Regions from separate parts of the Homo sapiens genome. Here region 1 is linked to region 2. Evidence: chromatin contacts called from ENCODE Hi-C or POLR2A ChIA-PET data. All regions are on one chromosome and are shown on one strand. The core of a region is the stretch at or near the end of the contact, and the rest is flanking DNA. Distances in the headings are between cores, read along the strand shown. Region 1 overlaps PRDM16 (PR/SET domain 16). Region 2 overlaps PRDM16 (PR/SET domain 16).

Region 1 (2,864 bases), core at 356-2,855, 39 kb after region 2:
CCCGAGGGCTTTGCAGGAAAGTGGGGTGTCCCAGCCAGGGCCCACTGAGCCGTTTGGAGGAGGAGAGACAGGGAGGGAGGGAGTGTGACGTTCCACTGGCCCCAGACCCCTGTCAGATGCTGAGCGGACCTCGAGTCCATGCTGCAGGCAAAGGCCACCCTCTGAGCATGAGGACCCGCACAGTGAGCTGTGATATGAGGCTCCCCTGGGGCACCCCAAGCAGCCCCCAGGGCATTCCAAGGGGCAGATGGACCCCCATACATCACCCCCAACTCCACAGAGTCATCTCCCACACTGACCCCTGCCCCCCTCAAATCCTACCCTCCTGGCCGAGGCCAGAGGCTGCCCACGGCACACACTGTGAGGCTGCGTCTTGGGGTGGCTGTGTCTCAGGGCAGCACAGGGGTCCCTAGGGCATCTGAAGGAGGAGACCGTCCTGTCAATCCTGTGGATGTGGAAGCTGAGTCCAGGGGGCACTAGGGAGGACCAGCAGCTGAGCCCGGCCCCCCATGAGGCACCACGCAGTGCTTGGGCTGCCCCGGGACACAGCCGCACAGGGCTGTGCTCCAGGTCCTATGGGTTTTCTGCCTTAGGAGTGCCCCCCACCCCAGGAGGGGGATACCACTGTCCATCTGACCCATGAGGGTAGGTCTGAGCCCATGACATCTGGCACCCCAGCGGCACCCAGCACCCCTGGAGACACACCGAGTTGTTTGCTACTCCACTTTCTCCGCAGCCCTCTTCTCGGCTACCTCCCTGGACAGCCCTGGGCCACCTCAACCCAGCTGCAGGGCTGCTGGCTGAGGCCTGGTCACCAAGTGCCAGCATGGTTTGGACTGGCGGTTGGGGAGGTGGAGCTCCAGCCTGGCTTTTCACGCACTGAGCTGGAGAGGGGCCTTCTCATCACAGGCAGGTGGGCAGGGCCCTGGGAGACCCCTGGCTGCTCGCCTGGGCCAGTGCCCCGTCAGGACAAGCCTGGCTCATCATCTCCCCAACCGGGGAGTAGGCCAGGGCAACAGAGCCGTCCCCTCCTGCTGGCTTCATCTCGCCCAGCACGGGCAATTCCCCCATGCAGCTGTGAGAAGGTCTCGGTCACGAGCACCGGGGTTCCGGGCTGTGTGGCTCCATCCACGTCGGAAAAGACCAGGAAGGAAGACACACCTGGCACTCATGCAGACCCCCTCCTTCCCACCCAGAGTCCCTCGGCAACCGCAGCAGGGACAAGGCCCCACCTCCCTGGCTGCAGGGAGTCCAGGGAGGCCGGGAAGCACCCGAAGGCCTTGCTCATTTAAGCAGGAACGGCGCAGCCACTGACACTGCTTGCTGGGCCGGTGCTCACAGAATGTCTGCGTGTTCTGTGAAAGGAGTCTGTTCACACCAATAAGCAAAACATATTCCTGGTCATCAGCATGAAAGTCACCTCCTCATCACAGCTCTCCAGGGCCCAGTGGAAGTGACGGCCAAGCTTTATAGCGTCCCGGCCCTGGCTCTGAACCTGCTGGGGGCTTAGAAGGGCAGCCATGTCTGCACTCCTGTGCCCAAACTGCCCTCTGAATGACCGGATCCTGATGCCAAGCTAACAGCTGCCAGTCCGGCATGAGCAGGCCTGAGACGGGCTGGGGCCACGGGCCAGCATTGACCTTGGGAGCCCACGTCTCTGCAGGGTGATGTGGCTGCACTTAACTCGAATTTACTTCCAAGTCGTTCCGCTCTGACAATTCCGTGGCTGCCCAAGGGGTGCTTAGGAGCCACCTGGGAGCTGTGGAGGCAGGGTGGGGATGGCGGGTGCCTGCTGCCTGTGCGCCCCCGTGCCACCAGCCACCTGTCTCCTCCGCGGCTCCAGGCCTGGGCGGCGAGAGTTCCCCTTTTCCTCCCCAGCTCTGCCCTGCGTGCCCCGCCCGCCTCTTGCCCTGCACACTCAGGTGTTTGTTTCTGGGTCACCAGCAGCCACAGACCACACTGGCTGCAGCCACCACTTTCCCCAGACCACGTTGCTGGCTGGTGCCACCACTTCTGCTCGGCACTTCCTGAAACACAGCAGCCTGACCACAGAATCGCAGAAGCCCACACACTCATGGCAACTTCTAAAAAATTCTCGGGGCTCAGGGAAATTTGTCAGGAACTCCTTCCTTGTCTCGCCTGCTCTCCGCCCGAGTGGGATGGGGTGCACAGGCCTGGCCCCACAGACCCCCGCACGTTCCCCCTCCTTCCCTGCGCTTCGGAGCTGGGCTACATTGGGCATTGCTCAGCCACAGCCAGGTGGGAGTGGGCGTTTGCCCTGAGCTCCTGCAGGCTAGCCTCATGCTGTCCACTCTCCGCTGCAGGGGTCCCTCCCTGCCCGGCTTTCACCCCTTTCCTAGGGTCTGCCCCTCCTTCTCACCACGACCACAGCATGCAGCCTCCGAGAACTCATGTGAACCCCACAATCTAAGGGGCCCACAGGCACTGCGACCTCAGCCTTCACGACCAGACACACAGTGGAGATGCCGGGGGTCCCAGGGCGCCCAGAGGCAGAGAGCACACAACCTGTGGCATTTGGGCTCTCATTCCCCACTTGATTCCAGGGCCCCCAAAGTCTGGAGAAACAGTCAATCAATTCTGGAAGAGGACTCTTCATGGGCAGATGGTTTCTGACCGAGTCCCAGCTGCACCCCAGTCTGACCATGTTGCACCCTGGCTGTACAGAAATGTGGAGGGCAGACTGCCCCGGTGCTACCAAACATCGCAACGTTGGACAGTACCCAGGCTCAGGCCCCAGCATGGAGCTAGCCTGGGCTCTGCTCTGACATCGGGCTAGCCTGGGCTTTACCTCTGAAATAGGGGTAGCCTGGGCTCTCCTGACATCAGCCAGCCTGGGCCCTTCA
Region 2 (2,787 bases), core at 63-2,562:
GGACTCTTGGAGCTGCCTTGCTGTTTCCTGGGGTGCTCCGCAGCCCCCCAAAATAAAGAGCGAGCTCCCGAGGAAAGTGCCCTTCCTTCCAGAAGCCCCTGACCCGGGGGTGGCACCTTCCAGAAGCCCCTGACCCGGGGGCAGCAGCACGCGGACCAGGAGGGCCTCCCAGGCCCAGCCTGCGGGTGGCCGGCAGCTCCCCGGCAGCTCCCCTACCAGGCCAGCAGCTCGGCCGTCTAATCCCCGGCTAATACCCGGCCCGATCCCCTCGCCGGGCTCTCAGGAGGTGGGCTCCCGGGTGTCCCACGCGGGTTCGGGTGGTCAGGCCCCTCTGCCAAACAAAAGGCCGCCTGTTTGCCGCCTCTGCCTCAGCTAGGCTTAAGGACATTTTTGTCATTTTTGACCAGCTAATGTCTTGGAAAAGAAAAATAAGTTGTCTAATCGCTTTAAGTTTAATCTTCACTTTCTGAACACTCTAGGTGCCGATGTTGACTTTTCTGGACCAATTAGGTCAAGGTCCTTCAAGCCGCCACGGTTAACTCCGGAGCTTTTCACGGTTCTTTTTCCTATTTCCCCTTCCAGGGGGAGGCGGGCTCCACGCGCCCTCGGAGTAGGTCTAAGCAGGACGGGGCTTCCCAGGAGTGCACAAGGGTGCGAGTTCTGATGCCAGAGGCTGTGCGGGAGGGGAGGGCAGGAGGGGGTGATGGGCATGAGCGTGGCCCCTCGGCCCCAACTTTGGGGGCATCTTCCTGACTTTGGGGGCATTGGCCCCCGCCCAGCCCATGCCCGTGCCATGCCTGCTGCCCAACTGTCCGTCCCCAGGCCTGCGTCTCCTCTGCTGTCCACGTCCTCTCTTCAAGAATCAAGCGGGGCACTATGTTCCAGGGAAGCTCCGTCCCCCAGCTGAATGGCGCTCCGGACAGCTCCACACAATCCCCTCTCTGTGGGAGCCTCTGTGTAGAGGCTTCCCCTTCCCACTGGACATCAGCGCCGGGAGGTGCTGATCTCCAAGGTCCCAGCAGGAGCCCAGAGGTGGTCCTGAGCCCAGGCCTCCTGCTCCCGACACAGCTGGACGGTTCTGAACCCAGGTCTCCCACTCGTGACACAACTGGACACGCTCCCTGAACTGGACGCGCTGCCTGACCTTTTTTCCCCAGTGCTTTGCAGTCTTGGGGGAGGAAAGTAAAACTCTAGCCTCCTTCTCACACGTGTGTGCTTTGGGGCTGCTCTCAGATGGCCCTATGTTTGTTTTGAGCAAGGCGAGGTCCAACTTCCTGGAGGCCGATCATTTCTCCTGGGGGAAGGGAGGAACTGACTTATGTTCAAAAATTGTGCACAAATTCCCGCGGCGAAAGGCCCCTTGCCTGCATACCCTTGGCTCCCAGCAGGCAGCACGGGCCACTTCATGGGGCTTTCTCCCTCACATGAAGGGGAGATGGAGGAGCTGGCTCGGGCCCAGCCTTGCCAGCCCCAGCTGAACCACTTCAGAGAGCCATTAACCTCTGCAAAACGGAGTGGACAACTTCCACGTGGCTTTCTGTAGAAATCAGATGGGACTGCAAGCAATGGCACGGCCCCTGCCAAGGTGGATCTTGGTAAGGAGGAGGGAAGGTCGCTGGGCATCATTTCTGTCAGGGGCGGCCGATTGGGGAGCAGTTCTGGACAGACCCTGCCCTCCTCTCCCCATCGTGCAGGACAGACAAGAGCCTGGGTATCATCTCCAGGTGGTTCCAGGGCTGTGGCTTCGGGAGGCCGAGCCCCATGGCTCTGCCCTCTGCTGAGAAGATCCCCTCTGAACACAGTCTTACAGGAACCTCCCCCAGGCCCACAGCCCCGAGGTGCCTCCCTCGCCCTGGGAGAGTCTGGCATGGTTTGCGGTGGGAAAAGCAACCCCTGGATTTTCCTGTAGGAGCCTCCAGAAGAGACATGGGCAGAGACCTCCCTGGTCTTCCTGCAGCTCCTGCCCTGGAACCTGAGTCTCCCAGGCATCTGACCAGCTGCACTCCACCACCAGAAGCCGGTTACCACCGTCCTTCGGGCTTTGTCCTGGAGGGTGCGGGGCTGGTGTGGACCACTCAGTCTGGCAGTGACCACCACCCAGTCAGAGGCACGGCAGAACGCACCTGCTGCACGGACGCTGTTTGAACTTCTTCAAAACGTGGTGCAGTGTTTCCTGAAGACATTTACCATCCTTGGCAGTTAAATACAGCACAGTGTCAATTACAGGTCCATCTTCTGTAAGTCTGGGACAGATTCACAGTATCTGTGTTTGCACGAGGCTGGGGTTCCGGGTGAGTGGACCGGCTGGATGGCCCTGCCCAGCCACCCTGACGAGGGCTTTTTATCTAACCCTGCCCCACCCAGTCCCCGGGGAATTCCTAATCAGATGTGTTCAAAAACTGCTGAACCAAATAAGGGTCACTTTACTTCCAACATAATTTCTATTTTAAATGAATCGTCTACTCTCTCTTGGGAGGCAGAGGTGTTGACTTCTCGGGCAACAGTATGAACCGGGTGGCTCTAGAACATTCTGGACCTCATGGGGGCTCCAGATCTGTCAGAGAGACCCCTCGGTAAGGAGGAAGGAAGGTAATGGGGGGTGGAGGGGAGAGCCATTTGGAGCAGTTGAAGAGCTCCCTCTGCATTCCAGGGACTCAGGGTGAGGAACTGCCCATGGTGAGACCACTCCCTGCAGCCCATCTGCCTGGCCGGCCATGTGTGCCCCTCTAGAAGGTTCTAGAAAGTTCTGGAAGGCTCAGGCCTCCCAAGGGCCCAAGGTAGTGCTCT

Evidence for each region. A loop is a pair of places that touch in the nucleus more often than their neighbours do. ChIA-PET counts read pairs that join two places held with the same protein, here RNA polymerase II (POLR2A). Pooled maps may share reads with other maps.
Region 1: a loop to region 2 is called in a map of posterior vena cava, with 14 times the contacts of the local background. The contact joins two enhancer-like sites. A Hi-C loop is called at or near these places in 5 of 168 maps with a recorded cell type or tissue (Right ventricle myocardium inferior, heart right ventricle, posterior vena cava and 1 more) and 1 of 50 pooled maps. POLR2A ChIA-PET finds 5 or more read pairs at or near these places in 1 of 52 experiments (H1).

What each region holds. Positions count from the first base shown.
Region 1 is chr1:3,093,177-3,096,040 of GRCh38, reverse strand. The region is part of intron 1 of PRDM16 (PR/SET domain 16); the gene reads right to left. Among named protein-coding and RNA genes, the nearest start is that of PRDM16, 25 kb to the right of the region's middle. RefSeq lists an enhancer at 1-790. Within about 2 kb of position 1,605, at least 2 of the 41 ENCODE cell types and tissues checked have a DNase peak (open chromatin) inside an H3K27ac peak, as active enhancers do.
Region 2 is chr1:3,132,381-3,135,167 of GRCh38, reverse strand. The region is part of intron 1 of PRDM16 (PR/SET domain 16); the gene reads right to left. Among named protein-coding and RNA genes, the nearest start is that of MIR4251, 5.8 kb to the right of the region's middle. Within about 2 kb of position 1,312, at least 7 of the 41 ENCODE cell types and tissues checked have a DNase peak (open chromatin) inside an H3K27ac peak, as active enhancers do.